2 separate regions of the Homo sapiens genome follow, and region 1 is linked to region 2. Evidence: read pairs that join two places in POLR2A ChIA-PET (ENCODE). Cell type or tissue: CD4-positive, alpha-beta T cell. All regions are shown on one strand. Each heading gives the region's core, and the rest is flanking DNA. Links, peaks and the distances in the headings are about the cores only. Region 1 overlaps CBX7 (chromobox 7). Region 2 holds the start of PDGFB (platelet derived growth factor subunit B).

Region 1 (8,000 bases), core at 1-8,000, 100 kb after region 2:
ATGGGGATGGGGTTTGGAGGGCGGGGAGGAACAGCAACAGCAGCAAACACAGTGCGCTGACGACACATCAGGCACGCTGTTACTCTTGTAACACCCTCTAAACACTTGGAATACACATCTCATCAGCACAAGAGTCCTTTACAGAGGGGGACATTGAGGCACAGAGCTGTTCAGGAAGTTGCTCAAGGTCGCACAGCTAGCTAGGGGCAGAGATGGACTTGAACCCAGGCCGTGAGCCTGTCCCCAGAGCCCTGGCTCCTTTTCATCCTCTCTTGCCTGGTGTGGGGCTTACAGGCGCCCTCTCTCCTCCTGGCACCCGAGGGTCTCTAGTGATTGTGGAGTCTAACAAGGAGTTGGACCCAGTCACATTGTAGAGTGATATGAACCAGGACAACTCTGGTGTTGCTGGAGCCCTCAGGAGGCCCAGGCTGGGTCTGTCCTTGAAGTAGGTGACAATGACACCTTACCAGGACAGGGTGAAGGCACACTTGCAGTGGGCACTGGGTCAGCAGCAGTGGCCTCTGCTGGTGCACCTGCCCAGTAGAAGCGATGGCTCTGACCTTTTTTTTTTTTTTTTAGAGTCTTACTCTGTCACCCAGGCTGGAGTGCAATGGTGTCATCTTGGCTCACTGCAACGTCTGCCTCTTGGGTTCAAGCAATTCTCCTGTCTCAGCCTCCTGAGTAGCTGGGATTACAGGCATGCACCACCACGCCCGGCTAATTTTTGTATTTTTAGTAGAGATGGGGTTTTGCCATGTTGGCCAGGCTGGTCTTGAACTCCTGACCTCAGGTGATTTGCCCGCCTCGGCCTCCCAAAGTGCTGGGATTACAGGCATGAGCCACCGCGCCCAGCCCCAACTCTGACCTTTCATTCCTCTCCCCAGGTACAGCACGTGGGAGCCAGAAGAGCACATCTTGGACCCCCGCCTCGTCATGGCCTACGAGGAGAAGTACGGTGTCCTCGGCACCGCCGGGTGGGGCTTAGGGCCGGCTCAGAGGCTTCCCAGGAGCCTGCTGCTGGCTTGGCAGGGGTTGTTGGGGCAGGGCAGGGGTGTCCGATGGGGCAGGCCAGCCCAGCCTGCAGCTGGGTGAAAATGGTGGGCACTGAGTCCCAGGGCAGCTGAGGACCCTGGGGCCCTTTCCTGTTGTTGGGTGATCTCGGTCACTTCCTTTACCCACCCGGGCCTCAGTCTCTCTGCTGTCAAATGGGCCACCCTGAAGAGTACACCCATTTCCCAGGGTGAAACCTCAGAGGGGCCGTAAGAGGTTTCTGTTCCAGTGAAGAATGTTAAAATGCTTCACAAAGATGCCCTGTGTGCTAGGAGGCGGCACTGCCAGTTGTGCGGGGGTGACAGATCAGAGACGGTGTCTCTAGAGGACCTCTTAGGGCAGGAAGGAGTGTCTGACGAAGCTCAAGGAAGGCTGGGCAGGAGCGTGGGCTTTGGGGCTGGGATTTCTGAGTTCTGGCCTGTCCCCCTGCCACCTCCTGTCCAAGTGGCCCAGGCACAGTCTCCCACCTCTGCCAGGGCCCCTCAGGGAAGCTGGGCACACCCTAACAGTTCTGTGTGCCCTCTCTGGCCGCCCCCCCCACCAGCAGGCAGCCCAGGTCCCCTGCCTCTCCCAGCCCGCCTGCCTTGTGCGGCTTGGGACCATTTCACAAAATCATTTGTATTTGGCCCCTATGGCAACCTCCTGAGGCAGGAATGAGGGTTTTGTTTGACAGAGAAGGAAACTGAGGCTCTTACCTGGAGCCCAGAGCAAGGACCTGGCCAGGGCTGCCACCTCCAGGTGGGGGCTTTTCCACTGCCCCTCGCTGCTGGGTTCTTCTGGCTCCTTCTCCAGGAGATTTCCTGCCATGGATTCAAAAGACAAATTTTATTGTTCTTTCCTTTTAAAATCAGGGTGTCCCCATCCCAGGGTTTCTTTCTGCCTCCCAGGTGTGTGGTGGGGCCTTGGTCCAACAGGGTGCGACACTTGGGAATCCCATGGAGCGTGGTAAGGAGAGCAGTGGACAGGTATCAAAGGCCCGGATTCTAGTCCTCCACCAGGGACACTTTCCCTTTGGTCCGTTGGTGTCCTGCTGGGGATGGATGCTCAGTGGATGGTCAGACATTTGCAATAGGTGCCGTGGGGTTCATTGGTATGTGCTAAGCTCAGAGTAAGAGCCTGGCCCAAGGTCACACGAGGCCTCCACATTCTTTCTGTTGTCCACGTGACCTCTGTACTGGGGGCTGCAGAGAGTGTGGATGGAAAGAACTGAAGTGGGAGGCAGGATGAAATGACTGAATCTCCTCATTACTTTTGGCAGTTGTTTGGAGTCTCTGGTTGTGTTGTCTTATGTGTCATGTGTAGCTTCGTGGCATTGTCAAGTTGTGCTTTTTTTTGTTTTTTGAGACAGGGTCTCACCCTGTCTCCCAGGCTGGAGTGCAGTGGTGCGATCTTGGCTCACTACAACCTCTGCCTCCCAGGCTCAAGCAATTCTCCTGCCTCAGCCTCCTGAATAGTTGGGACTACAGGTGTATGCCACCGTGCCTGGCTAATTTTTGTATTTTTGGTAAATGGGGTTTTTTGTTTGTTTTTTTTTCTTTTTCTTTCTTTCTTTTTTTTTTTTTTTTTTTGAGATGGAGTCTCGCTCTGTTGCCCAGGCTGGAGTGCAGTGGCGCGATCTCGGCTCACTGCAAGCTCCGCCTCCCAGGTTCACACCATTCTCCTGCCTCAGCCTCCCGAGTAGCTGGGACTACAGGTGCCCGCCACCATGCCCGGCTAATTTTTTTGTATTTTTAGTAGAGACAGGGTTTCACTGTGTTAGCCTGGATGGTCTCGATCTCCTGACCTTGTAATCTGCCCGCCTCAGCCTCCCAAAGTGCTGGGATTACGGGCGTGAGCCACCGTGCCTGGCTGGTAAATGGGGTTTTGCCATGTCACCCAGGCTGGTCTCAAACTCCTGAGCTTAAGTGATCCACCCACCTCAGCCTCCCAAACTGCTGGGATTACAGGCGTGAGCCACCGCACCCGGCCTGAGTTGTGCTTTGTGTTTTTGATACATGGGAAGGCATCTGCTGGGCACTCAGAACAGGCTGGTTTTCATCCTGTCCCCCGACAAGATGGGACAGACAGGGTAGGAGCCGGTCCGCTCTCCCAGGTTCACAGAGATCCCAAATTCGGGGGAGTCTGTGCAGAGCTTTACTTGCAGAGGGACTAGCCATTCCCATCAGCTCTCCTGGGACATTCAAGGTAAATTGGATTGACAGGCTTCTGTATCACTCCCCTAGGAGGAAAAACTGAGCCACGTTTTTAGGGGGTCCTTAGGAGCACGTAGAGCAGAGCCCGCACATGGCCCTGGAGCCCCTTAAGGACCCACTGTTTTTGGAGATGCTGCAAGTCCCCCCTCAGCAGTTGCCCTCCACGTTTGTCAGATGGGAAGACCTTGGCCCTGGGAGTTGAACATCTGACCCCGTTGTTATGGCCCCAGCCAGGCAATGGGGAGGATTGGTGGGCAGGCCTGTGGGGAGTGTCCCCTCCCTGACAGACAGCAGAGGGCGGGCGAAGCGGATGCCTTCCCTTCCCTTAGATGTCACCAGTGTTTCCTTTTCTTCTGCCACCTGCTTCACACCCCAGGGAGGAGAGAGACCGAGCATCGGGGTATAGGAAGAGAGGTCCGAAACCCAAGCGGCTTCTGCTGCAGGTAACCAGCCTGCCTTTGTGCCTCCTTTCTCCCCCTGCCCAACCCCAAGTCCCCCTCTGCCCCTTGGTGCATTTGCACTGGCTGATTGAGCTGATCTGTGTCCCCTCGCCTGTACCACCCAGGGCACTGTGGGGTGGGGCACTTGGGTAAGTTTTGATGGGAGGAATTGGGAAAAGCCTGCGTGTGGGGCTGGTGCCCGGGGAAGACAGCCTGGGTGGGCGGTGCCACCTGGGAGGGGGAGTAGGCATATGGCCAGTGGAATCCTAGAATTCTCAAAGCTTAGAATCTTGCTGTAAGGAAGCCCTGAAAGCTTTGAGCCTTTCGATGCTCAGAATCCCTAAACACAAAATTATCACTGAGAATCTCAGAAACATAAACTTGAGAATTGAGGAAACATGAGAGGCTGGAGTTTCAGAATCTAAGAAACAGAATCTTTTTTTTTTTTTTTTTTTTGAGACGGAGTCTCGCTCTGTCGCTCAGGCTGGAGTGCAGTGGCGCGCGATCTTGGCTCACTGCAAGCTCCACCTCCCGGGTTCACGCCATTCTCCTGCCTCAGCCTCCCCAGTAGCTGGGACTACAGGCGCCCGCCACCACGCCTGGCTAAATTTTTGTATTTTTAGCAGAGACGGGGTTTCACCGTGTTGGCCAGGATGGTCTCGATCTCCTGACCTCATGATCCGCCCGGCTTGGCCTCCCAAAGTGCTGGGATTACAGGCGTGAGCCACCGCGCCCAGCCAGAAACAGAATCTTAGAATTGTAGAACTACAGCCTTGGAATGTCAGACCCCTAGAAGTGTGTCATTTTTGAGTGGGCCTCCTGTTCCAGCCTTCAGTCAGTTGGGGACCCAAGTCTCTGCAGCATCCCGGAGTACCCACGTCGTAGGTCTTGGGGGCCTTTCCTGACCTCAGTGCTTTGCAGTGACAGGGACGTGGATCTTGGAGCAGTGCAGTCACAGGTTGAGTCTCCCTGATCCAAAATCCAAAATGCTGCCATGTGCGGTGGCTCATGCCTGTAATCCCAACACTTTGGGAGGCCGAGGCGGGTGGATCACCTGAGGTCAGAAGTTCAAAACCAGCCTGGCCAACATGGTGAAAACCTGTCTCTACTAAAAATACAAAAATTAGCTGGGGATGGTGGCGGGCACCTGTAATCCCAGCTACTCAGGGGGCTGAGACAGGACAGTCACTTGAGCCCGGGAGGTGGAGGTTGCAGGGAGCCAAGATCATACCATTGCACTCCAGCCTGGGTGATAAGAGTGAAACTCCGTCCCCTGCCGCCCCGCCCCCCCACCCCAACAAGAAAAACAAGATCTGAAATGCTCCAGAATCCAAAACATTTTGAGCACCAAAATGATGTTCAAAGGAAGTGTTCATTGGAGCAGTCTAAATTTCAGATTTTTGGATTGGGGATGCTCAGCTAGTATATATAATGCAAATATTCCAAAATCCTAAAAAAATTCGAAGTCTGAAACACTTCTGGTTCCAAGCATTTCGGATAAGGAATGCTCTGCCTGTGTGTGGTTGTAGGTAAGCCTCTTCACCTGTAAAATGGGTATGAAGAGAATACCCGCTCTCCTTAATGTAATAAGACCCACCAGGCAGGATATTGGAAGCCAGAAAGTCAGGATTCTTGGTCCACTTGTATGTGGTCCATGTCAAGCGTCCTTGGCCACTCCTGATTAAAACCCATGGAGGCTTTCGCCAGAGGGGGTGGGCCTCCCTTCATGCAGTGGGCATGTTCCATTGGGTTTGGCATGAATTGAGCCTAGGAAGGGAAGTAACATCTCCTGGACGTCTGTGTGCCAGGCTGTCTGCCCAGTGTGCCTCACAGATGAATATACTCCATCCACATACTAAGCCTACAGGGCAGGTGTGTTCGTTATCTCTTCCCCTCTAACATGGCAACTCAAAGCAATAAACATTGATTATTTCACATGGCTTCTGGGGGTCAGGAATTTGGAATTGTGCTAGCTGGTTCTTCAGTGGTTCTAGTCTGGGCTGCAGTCAAGGTGTTGGCTGGGCTGCAGTCATCTGCAGGCTCGACCAGGGCTGCGGGATCTGCCTCCGAGGGGGCTGCTCACGTGCCATCGAGTCAGGGCTGGACGTTGACAGGGACTGGTCCTCACCATGTGGACCTCTCCAGAGGGTTGCTTGAGTGTCCTTACAGTGCAGCCACCAGCTTCCCAGAGTGGGTGACCTGAGAGAGAGAGCAGGGAAGAAGCCACAGTGTCTTTTATGCCCTAGCCTGGGAAGTCACACAACACAGCACTGGGTGTGGGAATGGACGGCGCATAGGTGTGAATTCCAGGAGGTGGGTGTGGTTGGGGCCCTCCTCGGAGGCTGGCTCCTACAGTCTCTTCATTGTTTCGCTGAGAAAGAAACTGAGGCCCAGGGAGGCCGGTAGCTTACCCAGGACCTGACTGTTGGCACCCGCGTCCCTTTAGTAGCTGTAGTTCTCTCGTGATGAGGTTGCCAAGGACGTAGAAGACCCTGCCTTGCAGAATGGTAGAATGTACTGGGCTTCTTTTTTTTTTTTTTTTTTTTTCCCAGACAGAGTCTCGCTCTGTCGCCCAGGCTGGAATACAGTGGTGCGATCTCTGCTCACTGCAAGCTCTGCCTTCTGGGTTCAAATGATTGTCCTGCCTTAGCCTCCCAAGTAGCTGGGATTACAGGCACCTGCCACCACACCCGGCTAATTTTTGTATTTTTAGTAGAGATGGGGTTTCGCCATGTTGGCCAGGCTGGCCTTGAACTCCTGACCTCTGGTGATCCAGCTGCCTCGGCCTCCTAAAGTGTTGGGATTACAGGCGTGAGCCACTGTGCCTGGCCCATACTAGGCTTCTGATGGCCTGTGAGCCCGCTGGGAGGAGTGGGTTTTGAGTCAGCTGCCTACCAGATGTGCCTCCCAGGCACTGCAGTATTTTCCCAGTCCCCTCCCAGTTTAGCCCTCCTCCCATCACTGCAGCAGCCGGCACCTGGGGACATGTGATGCCGTTAACAGGCACGACTGTGAGTGGGACCTGCGTGTGTCATCCCTTCCCTCAGCTTGGAGGTGTTTGACCTCACAGGTCCCATCTGATGGCTGCACTATCTTCCTGGGAGCTCCTGACCTCTGGTAGCAGGTGGCAGGAGAAGGTACTGTCCCAGTGATCCAGAGTCTCCCAACATCTTGGCACCATGAATCTTTTGTAGATTCATGTAAATTCTCCCCAAGTAAATAAGATAAATCCCGACATTACAAACTCCAGGGGTGGACAGACTTGCCCTCCAGCTCCAGATGTGTCGCGGGCAATCAGCAGAGCGGGCTGCAATCACAGAGCCCAGGAGCCCCCTGGAGGGGTCGGGGTGCATCTGCAGGCCAGGTGGAGCCCTGTCCCTTTGGCTGGATAGCATGGGCATCCGGGGCTGTGTGTGCTGCTGGCCTGGCTTTGCCCCAAGCAACTCCAAGAGCACACCTTGGCCCTCTGCCTGCACCATCTCCCGGGTGAGCTGGCAGTGTCAGTTTTGGAGGTGCTCTGGCAAGCAAAGATGCCTTTCCTAAAACGAAGGCTAACTCCTTAATGCATCCAGATTTGTTTCTCTTGGCCAGTTTTCAGTTTGTCCTTCTTGTATGCTTCTCTGCTGGGTATCAAAGGAGTAAACGCTGGGACGCGAGTGCTCTGTGGGGCCCAGAGGCAGGGCTGAGCTGGCCGACCCTGGGGTTGCCCGGGGCGCACTCTCTGGGCTGGGGTGGGGTGGGGTGATGGCCAGCCGTGGCATGGGAAGGAGTTGAGTGGGTAGACATGGCATGGGAAGGGCATTCCGGGTGGGAGGAACAGCATGAGCAAAGGTGTGGCGGGTGGGAGGGTGGGGCTGACCCGCGCTGCCCTGGCTTGCCCCCGCAGCGGCTGTACAGCATGGACCTGCGGAGCTCCCACAAGGCCAAGGGCAAGGAGAAGCTCTGCTTCTCCCTGACGTGCCCACTCGGCAGCGGGAGCCCTGAGGGGGTGGTCAAGGCGGGGGCACCTGAGCTGGTGGACAAGGGCCCCTTGGTGCCCACCCTGCCCTTCCCGCTCCGCAAGCCCCGAAAGGCCCACAAGTACCTGCGGCTCTCGCGCAAGAAGTTCCCGCCCCGCGGGCCCAACCTGGAGAGCCACAGCCATCGACGGGAGCTCTTCCTGCAGGAGCCACCGGCCCCAGACGTCCTGCAGGCGGCTGGCGAGTGGGAGCCTGCTGCGCAGCCCCCTGAAGAGGAGGGTAAGGCGGCCCCAGCCCAGAGACCCTCAGAGCTGGAAAGGGCCCTATGGGTCATAAGGTCCAGCTGGTTCAATGTCCAA
Region 2 (11,785 bases), core at 1,892-9,891:
TTCAGACCCTTCCCAGTTCTGATACCTCCAGAAGGGGTGCCCTTCAGGGGCCCTGTGCTTCCAAGCTTAGAGGCTCATGCTACAAGCCCCTCCCCAACTCTTTCCACCCTTTAGGAAGGGCCTGGCATCTCTGCAATAACTGGTCAGGACTCAGAAAGAGAAATTGGCAGGATTTTAATCATTTATTCATTCCTTCAGCGAGCGGCACTTCCTGAGCAGCCACTGTATGCTAGGAGCTGGCAGGAGGCCCTTGAACACTCTGGACTCAGTCTAGTGCTAGATTGATGATCAGGCCATGACGATGCCAGGTGTGCATGCTGTGGAGCCTGGAACAAGTGCCAAGCCTGGTGGGCCTTCTGGAGGAGGTGCCTGCTACACCCAGCCTGGCAGGAGGCAGACGATCAGGTGTTATTAAAAAAAAATTTTTAGGCTGGGTGTGGTGGTTCATGCCTGTAATCCCAGCACTTCGGGAGGCTGAGTGGGGCAGATCACTTGAGGTCAGGAGATCGAGAGCACCCTGGTCAACATGGTGAAACCGTCTCTACTAAAAATACAAAAATTAGCTGGGCATGGTGGCAGGCGCCTGTGGTCTCAGCTACTCGGGAGGCTGAGGCAGGAGAATCGCTTGAACCTGGGAGGCAGAGGTTGCAGTGAGAAGAGATCGCACCACGGCACTCCAGCCTCGGCGACAGACCGAGACCCCGTCTCTGAGATGGCTCACTGCAGTCTTGAACTCCTGGGCTCAGGGGATTCTCCCTCCTGACTCAGCCTCCTGAGTAGCTGGGGCCACACTCAGATATATATATATATATATATATATATATATATATATATATATATATATATTTTTTTTTTTTTTTTTTTTTTTTTTTGGTAATTTTTTTTAAGAGATGGGATCTCGCTATGTTGCTGAGGCTGGTCTCGAACTCCTGGCTGCACATGATCCTCTGGCCTCAGCCTCCCAAATTGCTGGGAATACAGGGGTGAGCCACCGTGCCTGGGGAGGTGTTCTTTACAGACTGTTCCTCTGCACAGAGAAGGTACAAGAAAGGAGCCCTTAGCACAACATTCAGGCCCAGGTGTCACGCAGGTGTCACGTAGCATTCAGGCCCAGGTGTCTGCTGGGCCCTCTTCTGCCACTTCTAACCCATGTACTGGCACCTGCACTGCAATGATTTGGGTCTATCTCACTGAGAGCATGGGAAGTCCCTGAGTGCCGAGGCTGGGACTCCTTCCTCATTCCATTTCTCAGCGCTTCACACAGGGTCTGCAAACAGTAGGCGTTCTACGATGCTGCTCTGAGTAGCCTTCCCTCTCCCTCAACTTGTACCTAAGTCAGAGTTCATATGGGTCCATCACTTTTTAGCTGGCAGAGCAGGTTCCCACATATTAATGCATGTGGCGCTCACCAAAGCGCTGTGTCAAAAGTGTCATCATTGTCATCAGCATCACCTGCCAGAAAATTGCACAGCACGGTGGTCTCAGCATGTGGGCTCTGTAGCTGGACTGCTCAGATTCAAGTCCTGGCCTTACCACTTACGGGCTGTGTGACCTTGAACAAGTGTATTGGCCTCTCTGTGCTTCCATTTCCCCATCTGTAAGATAGGAATAACACATCTCACAGGAGCATGGAGAGGCTACAGGTAGAGTAAGAAAAACACTAGCTACCACATAGTCAGCTCACTAATCATGGTAGTTGTTACCATTCTATTTATAGAAGACACAGAAGGTCAAGGTCAAATGACCCAGCTGTCCGGTGGAAGAGGGTTTTTATCTCTGAGTCGTTAGACTTCAAATCTAGTGTTTGGGGGTTATCTCCTCGTCCCGCTGCCCCATCTCCCTTGTCACCCTGTCTCCTAATTTATCTGTTTATACATCTGGTTGTCCTTCTCAATGGGGCTCTTCAAAGGCAGGGGCCTGCATTAGGCTGGTTCACACCTGTCTCCCCAGTGCCTGGAGCAGTGCGGGGCCACCAGTGAACTTGAAGGCTGCATGGAAGGTTCCAGGCGCTTGCTTCCTGCTAAGGTGTTTTGCTGAGCGCCTCCACATGGAGGACCTCATGGGAGCCTCCAGACCACTCCAGGAGCAGGGTAAAAATTCTCTACAACTGCACTGAGGTACAACAAACTGCACACATTTTGTTGTGATGTACGTATACACCCATAAGCCCATCACCACAATCAAAAATGACAAACATTTCCATCACCACTAAAATTTTGCCATGCCTCTCTGTTCTCTCTCACTCCTTCCCATTATAGATTTATTTTTATTTCTTTAGAGATAGGGTCTTGCTCTGTTGCCCAGGCTGGAGTGCAGTGGCACAGTCACAACTCACTGCAGCCTCAAACTCCTGGGCTCAAAACGATCCACAGTCTCCTGAGTAGCTGGGACTACAGGAGCTTGTTACCACACCCAGCTCCAGTTTATAAATTCATCTCCAGTTTATAAAGGAGGAAACCGAGGTACTGAGAGGTTAAAAAACCTTCCTGCAGACACTTGTCCAGCAAGTGGCCACTCCAGGATTTGGACCAAGGTGATGTGTCTTCAGGCTGTGTCTCTGCCACTGTGCCACGCTGCTGGGTGGTAGGCAGCAGTGGGTGGGTGCCTGCAGTGGTCTGTAAAGACCACCTGAGATGTCCTTCCTCCTCTGTTCCACCCTGTCCAGGTCCAAGAAGACAGTCTATGAAGAGAGAGCAGGTGTGACTCTCTCAGTGTGCTCCTCTGTGAGAAGCAGGCTGACATCCCAAAGGGAAGGGCGGATAACAGAGACAGTGCAAGCGGAGGAGATGAGGGTGCCTCAAAGCCGGGAGGCTGGGTGATGCAGGAGCCTGCGTGTCCCGAGGGGGGTGCTGGGCCCAGTGTGAGTACGTGTGACTGTGACTGAGACAGTGTGACTGCTGAAGGCAGGGACACAGCAGCTCCCTGACTGGGGGCAGAAGGCGTTAACTGTGTGAAGGCTGGTTGTGGGTGGGTGGGCTCTGGGCCTCGAACCCGGGGGCTGAGGGAGATAGTAAACAGCAGGGTGACTGACGGGAAGATCATGTTGGTAGCCCTGCGAAGATGCTGCAGGGCTGTGGGGGTTTGTGTGACTTTGCAGTTCAACAAATTCAAATTCAGCCAACGCTGGCAGGGCCTGTTGTGCCAGGCAACCAGCTAGGAGGAGGAGACTCGGACCCAGCTTGCAGCTGAAGGGCGCTGGCTGCCGGGTTCTGTGGGTTCACCTTGCGGTGTCTTCCCTTGCTAACACTGAGTCCTTACAATAGCCCCATCTCCAGGTTGAGGCTAGATGGAGGGGACAGAGGGAAGTGACTTGCCCAAGGTGACCCAAGCTCCCGAGTGCCAGGGCAGGATCTGAATTCAGGCTCTCAGACTGCAGAGCCTGAGTCCCTCCCTGCCATGCCTGTGCCAGGGTGGAAATGTCTGGTCCTGGAGGGGAGCGTGGACTCCTGGCCTTGGCTCTGGAGACATCCCCCTAGACCACGTGGGCTCCTAACCTGTCCATGGTCACTGTGCTGAGGGGCGGGACGGTGGGTCACCCCTAGTTCTTTTTTCCCCAGGGCCAGATTCATGGACTGAAGGGTTGCTCGGCTCTCAGAGACCCCCTAAGCGCCCCGCCCTGGCCCCAAGCCCTCCCCCAGCTCCCGCGTCCCCCCCCTCCTGGCGCTGACTCCGGGCCAGAAGAGGAAAGGCTGTCTCCACCCACCTCTCGCACTCTCCCTTCTCCTTTATAAAGGCCGGAACAGCTGAAAGGGTGGCAACTTCTCCTCCTGCAGCCGGGAGCGGCCTGCCTGCCTCCCTGCGCACCCGCAGCCTCCCCCGCTGCCTCCCTAGGGCTCCCCTCCGGCCGCCAGCGCCCATTTTTCATTCCCTAGATAGAGATACTTTGCGCGCACACACATACATACGCGCGCAAAAAGGAAAAAAAAAAAAAAAAGCCCACCCTCCAGCCTCGCTGCAAAGAGAAAACCGGAGCAGCCGCAGCTCGCAGCTCGCAGCTCGCAGCCCGCAGCCCGCAGAGGACGCCCAGAGCGGCGAGCGGGCGGGCAGACGGACCGACGGACTCGCGCCGCGTCCACCTGTCGGCCGGGCCCAGCCGAGCGCGCAGCGGGCACGCCGCGCGCGCGGAGCAGCCGTGCCCGCCGCCCGGGCCCCGCGCCAGGGCGCACACGCTCCCGCCCCCCTACCCGGCCCGGGCGGGAGTTTGCACCTCTCCCTGCCCGGGTGCTCGAGCTGCCGTTGCAAAGCCAACTTTGGAAAAAGTTTTTTGGGGGAGACTTGGGCCTTGAGGTGCCCAGCTCCGCGCTTTCCGATTTTGGGGGCCTTTCCAGAAAATGTTGCAAAAAAGCTAAGCCGGCGGGCAGAGGAAAACGCCTGTAGCCGGCGAGTGAAGACGAACCATCGACTGCCGTGTTCCTTTTCCTCTTGGAGGTTGGAGTCCCCTGGGCGCCCCCACACGGCTAGACGCCTCGGCTGGTTCGCGACGCAGCCCCCCGGCCGTGGATGCTCACTCGGGCTCGGGATCCGCCCAGGTAGCGGCCTCGGACCCAGGTCCTGCGCCCAGGTCCTCCCCTGCCCCCCAGCGACGGAGCCGGGGCCGGGGGCGGCGGCGCCCGGGGGCCATGCGGGTGAGCCGCGGCTGCAGAGGCCTGAGCGCCTGATCGCCGCGGACCCGAGCCGAGCCCACCCCCCTCCCCAGCCCCCCACCCTGGCCGCGGGGGCGGCGCGCTCGATCTACGCGTCCGGGGCCCCGCGGGGCCGGGCCCGGAGTCGGCATGAATCGCTGCTGGGCGCTCTTCCTGTCTCTCTGCTGCTACCTGCGTCTGGTCAGCGCCGAGGTGAGTTGCCACGGCGGCTGGGGCTGGTTCTTCATTCATTACCTTCGCCCCCCCCTTCTGACCGCCCCCTCCTCTCCCTGCAGTGAACTTTGGACCCTTGCAGCCCGCGAGCCTGACGCCGGGCGCTGGGTGACCTCTTCGGGCTGGGAGCGAGGTCCGGGGGTGACAGGCTCTAAGGGAAGGCAACAGCGGTGGCTTTCTTTCCAACCGGCGGGCGAATCTGGCTCCCTAAGCCGTTCCGTGTCGGGGGAGGGTGTGTGTGGCCCTGTCCCCCACCCTTTGGGAACCCGAGAACAAGCCCCTTCCCGGCCGGGGGAGAGGGGGTGGGGTGGTGCCCAGGGTGCAGAAGGCAGCGCGTCCTCCCGAGCCCACTTCGGCGCCAGCCTCGGCTTAGGCTCTGTCCTGCCATCGGCTTGCCCAGGAGGTGCAAGCTTGCGCACCGGTGCCATCCACGCCGACCTTTGACGGGGCTCGGGTCCCACCCTGGCTCCCGGTCGGGGTCCGGGTGGACGCCCTCCGGCACGCGCAGGGCATGCCCGGCCCCAGAGCACGGTCTGGAAGCAGCTTGTGTCTCGGGCGCGGGGTTTGGGGTGGGAGTAACAGGGAGAGAGAGAGAGAGAGAGAGAAAGAGAGAGAGAGAGAGAGAGACGGAGAGAGAGACGGAGAGAGAGAGGGAGAGAAAGATAGAGACGCAGGTAGGTTTCGGGCACTCGGGTAGGGGGAGGACTAGGGGCTCTGAAGGAATCCAGCCCCCGGGGCGCTGTGTGCCTGAGGCCTTGCCGTACCTGTGCCCGCGCCCTGCAGGAGGAAGCACCTCTCTCCCCCGCATGCAGGGTGCGGAGCGCGCCGCCTGCAAAAGCCTAGCTGCACGGGAGATGGGGTATAAAAACATCTGAGGGAGCGCTGGGGTCGGAGCCGTCCCCACCCCTCCCAGCCTCACGTAGCCGTGAGTTGGCAAGTCTACCCGGAATCCAGGTGGGAAAGGGGGCGGGGCAGGACGACGCGCGCGGTGGAGGGGAGGAGAGGGCAGCCGGGAGCGCGGCGTGACTGGGTACCGTCCCACCTCCGCCCGGCTGCGGCCGGGAGTCCGCACCTCGCCCGCACCTCGCCGGCTCCCGGGGAGGGTCGGCCCCTGCGGCCTCCAGCCAGGCGCAGGAAGGAGGCAGCGGCGGCGAAGGGGTTAAGGCGGAGGGCTCGGAGGCCGCGGCCCGGCCTTGGGCTGCCGCCAGCGCAGGTTGTTTTGACCACGGAGGAGCCGTCGCCGTCTCCTTTTGTTCTCGGGGCTCCTCGAGGGCCGCAGGCCGCCCGCCCGGGGGCCCCGCCCTTCCGCGGCCGCCCCCCGCGGCCCGCACCCGGGAGGGAGGACGCGGGGCTCGGCCGGGCCGCCTTCAGGCCCCTCCCGACGCCCCCTCTCCGCCTCTCCCGCAGCCCCCCGGGCCGCGGCCAGCTGTTGGGGAGGGGGTGGCCGGCCGGCCCCAGCTGCCGCCTCGCCTCGCCGTGGGACCTGGGGGCTGGGCCCGGTGCCAGGGCGTCCTGGGAACGGCGGCGCCCCGTGGCTGCTCTCCGCAGCCCACCCCGCCCGGGCCCCCGACTCGCTCACTCACCCCACGCATGCACACTCCTGGCCGGAGGCGATGCTGCGCTCCGGCGGGCGGGCGCGCAGAGCGACGGGCACGCACTACCGCGGCCAGGTCGCGCGCCCGCCTCTGCCACGCCCGTGCACACGCGGGACACACGCGCGCGCACCGCACACAAACGCACGCACGGCCCCTGCACGCGCGGCCTGAGCACACGTGCGCGCACACCCACGCACGTACACAGGCACGCACGGGCCCCCGTGCACCCAGCGCCTGGTGCTCGCCCCCGCGCAACAGGTGGGCCCTCCGTGGGCCCTGGCACCTCACCACCTCTGTAGCGGCCCCATTTCCTTCCTGGCGTCCTGTGAGGGAGGGAGAACCTCCCATCAGCACCACAGCACCTACTTTTTTTTTTGCCTCGTCAGCCCGACGCCCCTCAAACCTTACCCATCTGTGACTCCTTTTTTTCAACCACCTCCGCGTGGTGGAAAATGGTGGTGATGTGACTCTGAGGGGCACTGAGCTGTCCAGAGCGATTCCCCCTTCACATAAGCCTTCATTTGAACCTGCAAGACTGGAGGGACCTGGCGTGTGCAACCGCGGAGGGGGCTCCCACCCCTGGCTGTTGCATTCTCTTGGCTGATCCCAGCGTGCCCCGGGGAGGCCGCTGACAGCTGGATGTTTCCCCAGCCTCCCCTTACCATTTCCAGCTTCGTCCAGCACCTCCTCCTTCTTTCCCACAGCTCCACGGGCTCGTGTATCTGGGGTGGAGGCTGTGGCACAGAAACTGCCTTTCTCCTCACTTTAGTCACAGCATTCTTGAACACATGGCCACAGGCGCGATGTATGTGGCACTTTGCAGTTTATGAAGCACTTTGCTGCTAAGCCTGAGTGAGCCTCAGGCTGGCCCTGGGGGAGGGGACCTGCATGGGGATGGAACCACGCAGGGGTCAGTCCAGGAAGGAGCTGTAATGGCCAGTGCTGGGAGAGTCAGGGCAGGCCTGCTGGTGGAGGTGGCCTTGGAGCTGTCCACGTCCTGGTCGTGCTCGGACTAATCTTTCAGCAGACGGCAGGCAGCCGTGAGGCAGGGCTGGGTGGAGGGCCTGCCGAGGCCTCTGAGGTGCCATCTCCACCAGCTGAGCTGGCTTCCAGGAGGGCGAGTCCCACTGTCACGTGACGCGTCTGGCCTCAGCACACTTCTTCCGGGAAAGAGTGAAGGGCCCCACTGCCCTTTGCCATCCAGCTTCCTCTGGCTTTGCTAATGGCCCTAGGGGGCAGGAGACCAACTGCTGGAATCCCAGAGCCCTGGAGGTGTGCAAGGGCAGGTCAAACAGAATTTGGAGGATCTGGTGCAAGAGCCAGGAAGAGAGAGAGAGAGAGAGTGTGTGTGTGTGTGTGTGTGCGCATCTGAGAGAGAGAGAGAGAGAGACTGACTGAGCAGGAATGGTGAGATGTTTATCATGGGCCTCGTAAGTACCTCTCCACGTCTTGTCTTCCCCTCCCCACATTGAGGAGCCTCTTCTGTGACAACTCTTCCTATGTTCTGGTTTATTTCATTGTTTATTACCTGCTTTCTCTACTGGAGTGTCAACCCCATTAGAGAGCTTTCCTCCTGGTCCCCACTTTTAGAACAGTGCCCAGAGCCCTGTGGACAATCAGTAACTATTAGTGCAAAGAACAGTTAGTGCTGGGTTGGTGGGGAGGGCAGGACCTGGCCCCCTGTTGCTCCATGGCCCCACTGAGTCCTCGCTTTGCTCTGCTCCGAGGGCAGCCCCCCTTTTCAGCCCTCTGGTAGGCATCAGTCTTTCAAAGCCCCCCATCTTGAGAGAGAAGCATGTCTGTCTCTCCTCTGTCTTGGGACTTGGGCTACCAGGATTAGACAGGACAGAGGAGAAGAAACAGAAAGAAAATCAGACTGCAAAGGTTCTGTGTATCTTTAGCTGGGGCTAAGTTTCTGCCACCTAAAAAAAAAAAGAGAGAGAGAAGATTGGATTAGTGCAGAGTTCCCAAAGAATGGCAGAATCCCCTGGCCCCGTCCCCTGGCTGGGATGGGGATGGGCAGTGATTGCCGTGGTTGCCAGTATTATAAATGGCTGGACTGGTTCCTCTCTTCCTGCTTTAATTTTCCTCTGCTCCTGCAAGAGGTGGGGAGGCCAGGGTTCTGGGCCCACGTGAAGGAGCAGAGGCTGAGCGGGAGGGTCCCAAGAGCAATAAAGAAGGGGAATGCTAGGTGGGAAACACTGGTTCTAATGGCTTCTGTGGTTTGCCCCGAGAGGGCTTCTTCAAAGGGGTTGGTTGGCTTTGGCATTCGATCTAAATAAGGCCTGCGACTCTCAGGCAGGCAGGCTCTGGGAGGCCTCATCAGCTTCTTCCTCTGCCAGCCACAGACAACGCCCCTGGTTGCTTGGGCCTGTGTGTCCCTTGGTGGGAATGGCAGGCGGGCCGGGGAGTGTGTATCTGTGTGTGTGTGCTGGGCCCAGGAGGAGGGTGGGGTTCAAGCCCCTTTGATCTGCCAGCCTGGTTGGGAGCAGATCACTCACCTGGCCTCACGCTCGCTCGTGCCCTTCCTACCTGCTGCAGCTGGCGCTGGGGGCGGGGTCGGAGGAGGCTGTTTACCTTGGCTCCCACGGCTGGCTTTGCCCCAGCTGCCTCCTCGCCACGCCCTCACTCTGCCAGAAACCCCGGGCCTGAGATCTTGGGACAGCTTCTTCAGGGTGCCAGGCCTCCTTTCCCATCTCTGAAGTGAGCTGTCCACCTGGAGGCCTGCGGAACCTGTGCCCAGGAAAACCAGGCTCCGGGCGGCTCACCTTCCCATACCAAGAAGAGCCTGTGACTCCCAACAGGTGCTCATGCTCGTCATCCCCAGAGCATTGCATCCTGGAGCTGAGCACGTGCTGAGTGTCCCCCCACCCTCACCCACCCCCAGCCCCGGAAGGGCCTTGTAAGCCCACACGGCCCAGGCTCTGCCAGTGTGGAGGTAGGGTACCATTTCCTGTGGCCCAGCACAAGGGATAATGCAAAGTCACGCACTCTTTCATGGGCAGGCAGCTCTCCACCCACTCCTTGTCATCCTCAAAAATGTCCTGTGCTGCTGGCCCTGAGCACGTGTGCCACTCGCTGCTGCCCACAAAGGAGCCATCCGGAAAGAATTAATGATGATGACAGTGACAACTCATTAAGCTCCCATTATCTGCTGGCAGCTCTGCTCTGTGCAATTATGCCTCCCAGTAACCCCGGGCGAGGTATTATTAGCCCCATTTAAAAGATGCAGAAGCCGAGGTTTTAGATTGTGACAAGATTCCAAGAATCCAGGTTGCCCTGGCATCTGGAGCCCTTGCTCTTTCCTCCGCTACAGGGTTTCTCAGCCTCTGCACTCCTGATGTTTGGGAAGGCCGTCCTGTGCCCTGAAGGGTGGTGAGCGGCATCCCCGGCCTCCCCCAACTTAAGATGCAGTGCACACCCCAAGTTGTGGCCACCAGCGATGCCTTCATACATTGCCACTGTCCCCTGGGGGCCCACTGGGCCCTGGTTGAGAGCCTCTGACGTGGGACATGCTGCAGAGTAAAGAGCCAACACGAACCTTGTGTGATGCTGAGGGCCAGTGGCCTTAGAACACAGGAGAGGGAGGCTGAGACGCCCCATGGTGGGCTGGAACAGGTGGGCAGTCTGGAGCCTGGGAACGACCCAGCTCTGCCACTTGCTAATTGTCTGGACCTGTTGCTGCTTGTTTAATTTTTTCTAAGCTTCAGTGTTCTCATCTGGAGGATGGGGATACAAATACTGCCAGCCTCTTAGGATTGGTAGTTTATACGGTGTTTTTCTCAGCGTGTGGCTTGTAGCTGGCATTCATAGATGTTAGTTGTGGTATTATTACCAAATCCGGGGGCTTATGGGTAGTTCTGGGCATCTAGTGGCCACATTACCAAAAGCATCTTCAGGGACGGTCTCCCTGCTCAGATTAAAAGGGACTCTAGTTGCTCATTTGCCTAGGGTTGGGGAAGAATATCCCAGGTGGCCCTCCTGGTGGAGGAGGCAGAAGAATCATACTGGACAGAACCTGGAAAATGGTAGACTCCTTCATGCATTTGACCAGTATTTACCGAGGACCTACTATGTGCCTCTCTCTCCTCCTCAGACCCTATCCTGGGCTCTTTCACACTCAGCCTTGGAGGGGCATCTCCTATGTGTCGTGGGCCTGGATCTGGGGTGTCCACTCGGCCTGTTCAGGGGTCTGCCTCCTCTGCCGTGGCTGGCAGCTGCAGCCGGCTCTCCAGTGGGCAGGGAGATCTTGGCACAAGCACTAAATGCCATTTGCTACTAGGCCTTTGGGCCCCTCCCCTGGGGGGTTAATTGAATCTTTACTCCACAAACGCTTCTTGTTCTCCTTCTGCCAGTGATCCAGGGAGGCCTGGCTAGGCACCCGGCTTTGGCGTTTTCTCTGCCCCTTCTAACGCCTCCTGGCAGAATTAGAATTGAATCGAATGTTCTTCAAGCCCCTCGATTCACAGATGAGAGCCAGGACCATAGGGGCAGTGACCAGCCGAGGTCACACGGCAGTTGGTCCAAAGGCGTGGGATTCAGCTCTCTGGCCTGCCAGTTCTGGGTTTGACAGAACTCTCAGGGGAAGCGGCTTTCGCTGGTGTTCACTGGAGACCAAGCCCTCTGTTCTGTGGGTTGGGTACTTTGTCAACATTTGGAGAGCACCGGAGGCGTGGTCTCTCTTCTGAGGTGGAAAGAATGAACTTGCTTGAGGGCGGGAGGAGGCAGAGCCCGGAGGAGATGGGGCCGAAAGTGAGGGGCAGCGGGGCCCATACCCTCCTCTGTCTTGCACGTGCAGCCCCTGGCTGCCCGGATATTGAAGGAAAGACCCTAGTTCTCAGCCAAGCCCTGCCACCTTTTTTTCCTCAAGTTGCCCAGCAGCCCTTAGACATTGGGCGGAGTTGTAAGCTCCATGTTCAAACAAAGACATGGAGACTCAGGGGTTTCAGGGAATGATGTAGCTTTAAAAGTGGTCACCCCCACCCCCCGCCCTGAGTCTTCTGGCTCCTGGATCGATGTGGGTGGCCAGAGTTGGTCATGGATGAACCCCTGGAGGTGTTGCTAGACCTCATGATAAGCTGGAGGAAACAGAGCTTTCGGGGAGAGCCCCCTGAGGCTGGCCACAGGGCTGAGACGACCTCTTCTCCTCTCCCTCGCTCCCCCTCCGCCGTCAGGCAGCGAGAAAGCAGCATCCCTTTTGTGAAGGTAGCCTGCACCGACCCCCTCTGAGCCCCCCGACCTTCGGCTCCGGGAATGTGGAGCGAACCAAGAAGGGAAGTCCTCCCTTCTTAATCCAGGGAAACTGAGGCAGAAAATAGTTTAACCCAAGGTTCT

What was found. Peaks named below come from ENCODE experiments on the same cell type or tissue, not always from the same donor. Only the 100,000 strongest peaks of a DNase experiment are listed, where the experiment ranks them.
Region 1: POLR2A ChIA-PET joins it to region 2 with 11 read pairs; 7 of 35 experiments call an interaction of 5 or more read pairs at or near these places.

Annotation. Positions count from the first base shown.
Region 1 is chr22:39,134,321-39,142,320 of GRCh38, reverse strand. CBX7 (chromobox 7) reads left to right here. Exons shown (of 6, transcript NM_175709.5): 3 at 885-950; 4 at 3,619-3,685; 5 at 7,569-7,920. Among named protein-coding and RNA genes, the nearest start is that of CBX7, 14 kb to the left of the region's middle. RefSeq lists enhancers at 6,242-7,219, 7,326-8,000. In CD4-positive, alpha-beta T cell, for the core only: a CTCF peak has its summit at 6,987; a DNase peak (open chromatin) is centred at 7,010.
Region 2 is chr22:39,236,951-39,248,735 of GRCh38, reverse strand. It overlaps PDGFB (platelet derived growth factor subunit B), which reads left to right and starts at 3,754. Exons shown (of 7, transcript NM_002608.4): 1 at 3,754-4,835. The coding sequence starts at 4,773. RefSeq lists a silencer at 5,620-5,699 and enhancers at 7,565-7,824, 10,622-11,516, 11,517-11,785. In CD4-positive, alpha-beta T cell, for the core only: no CTCF peak of the experiment used is centred there; DNase peaks (open chromatin) are centred at 5,635, 6,655, 7,575, 7,825 and 7 weaker places; H3K4me3 peaks cover 5,600 bases; H3K27ac peaks cover 1,238 bases; H3K27me3 peaks cover 504 bases.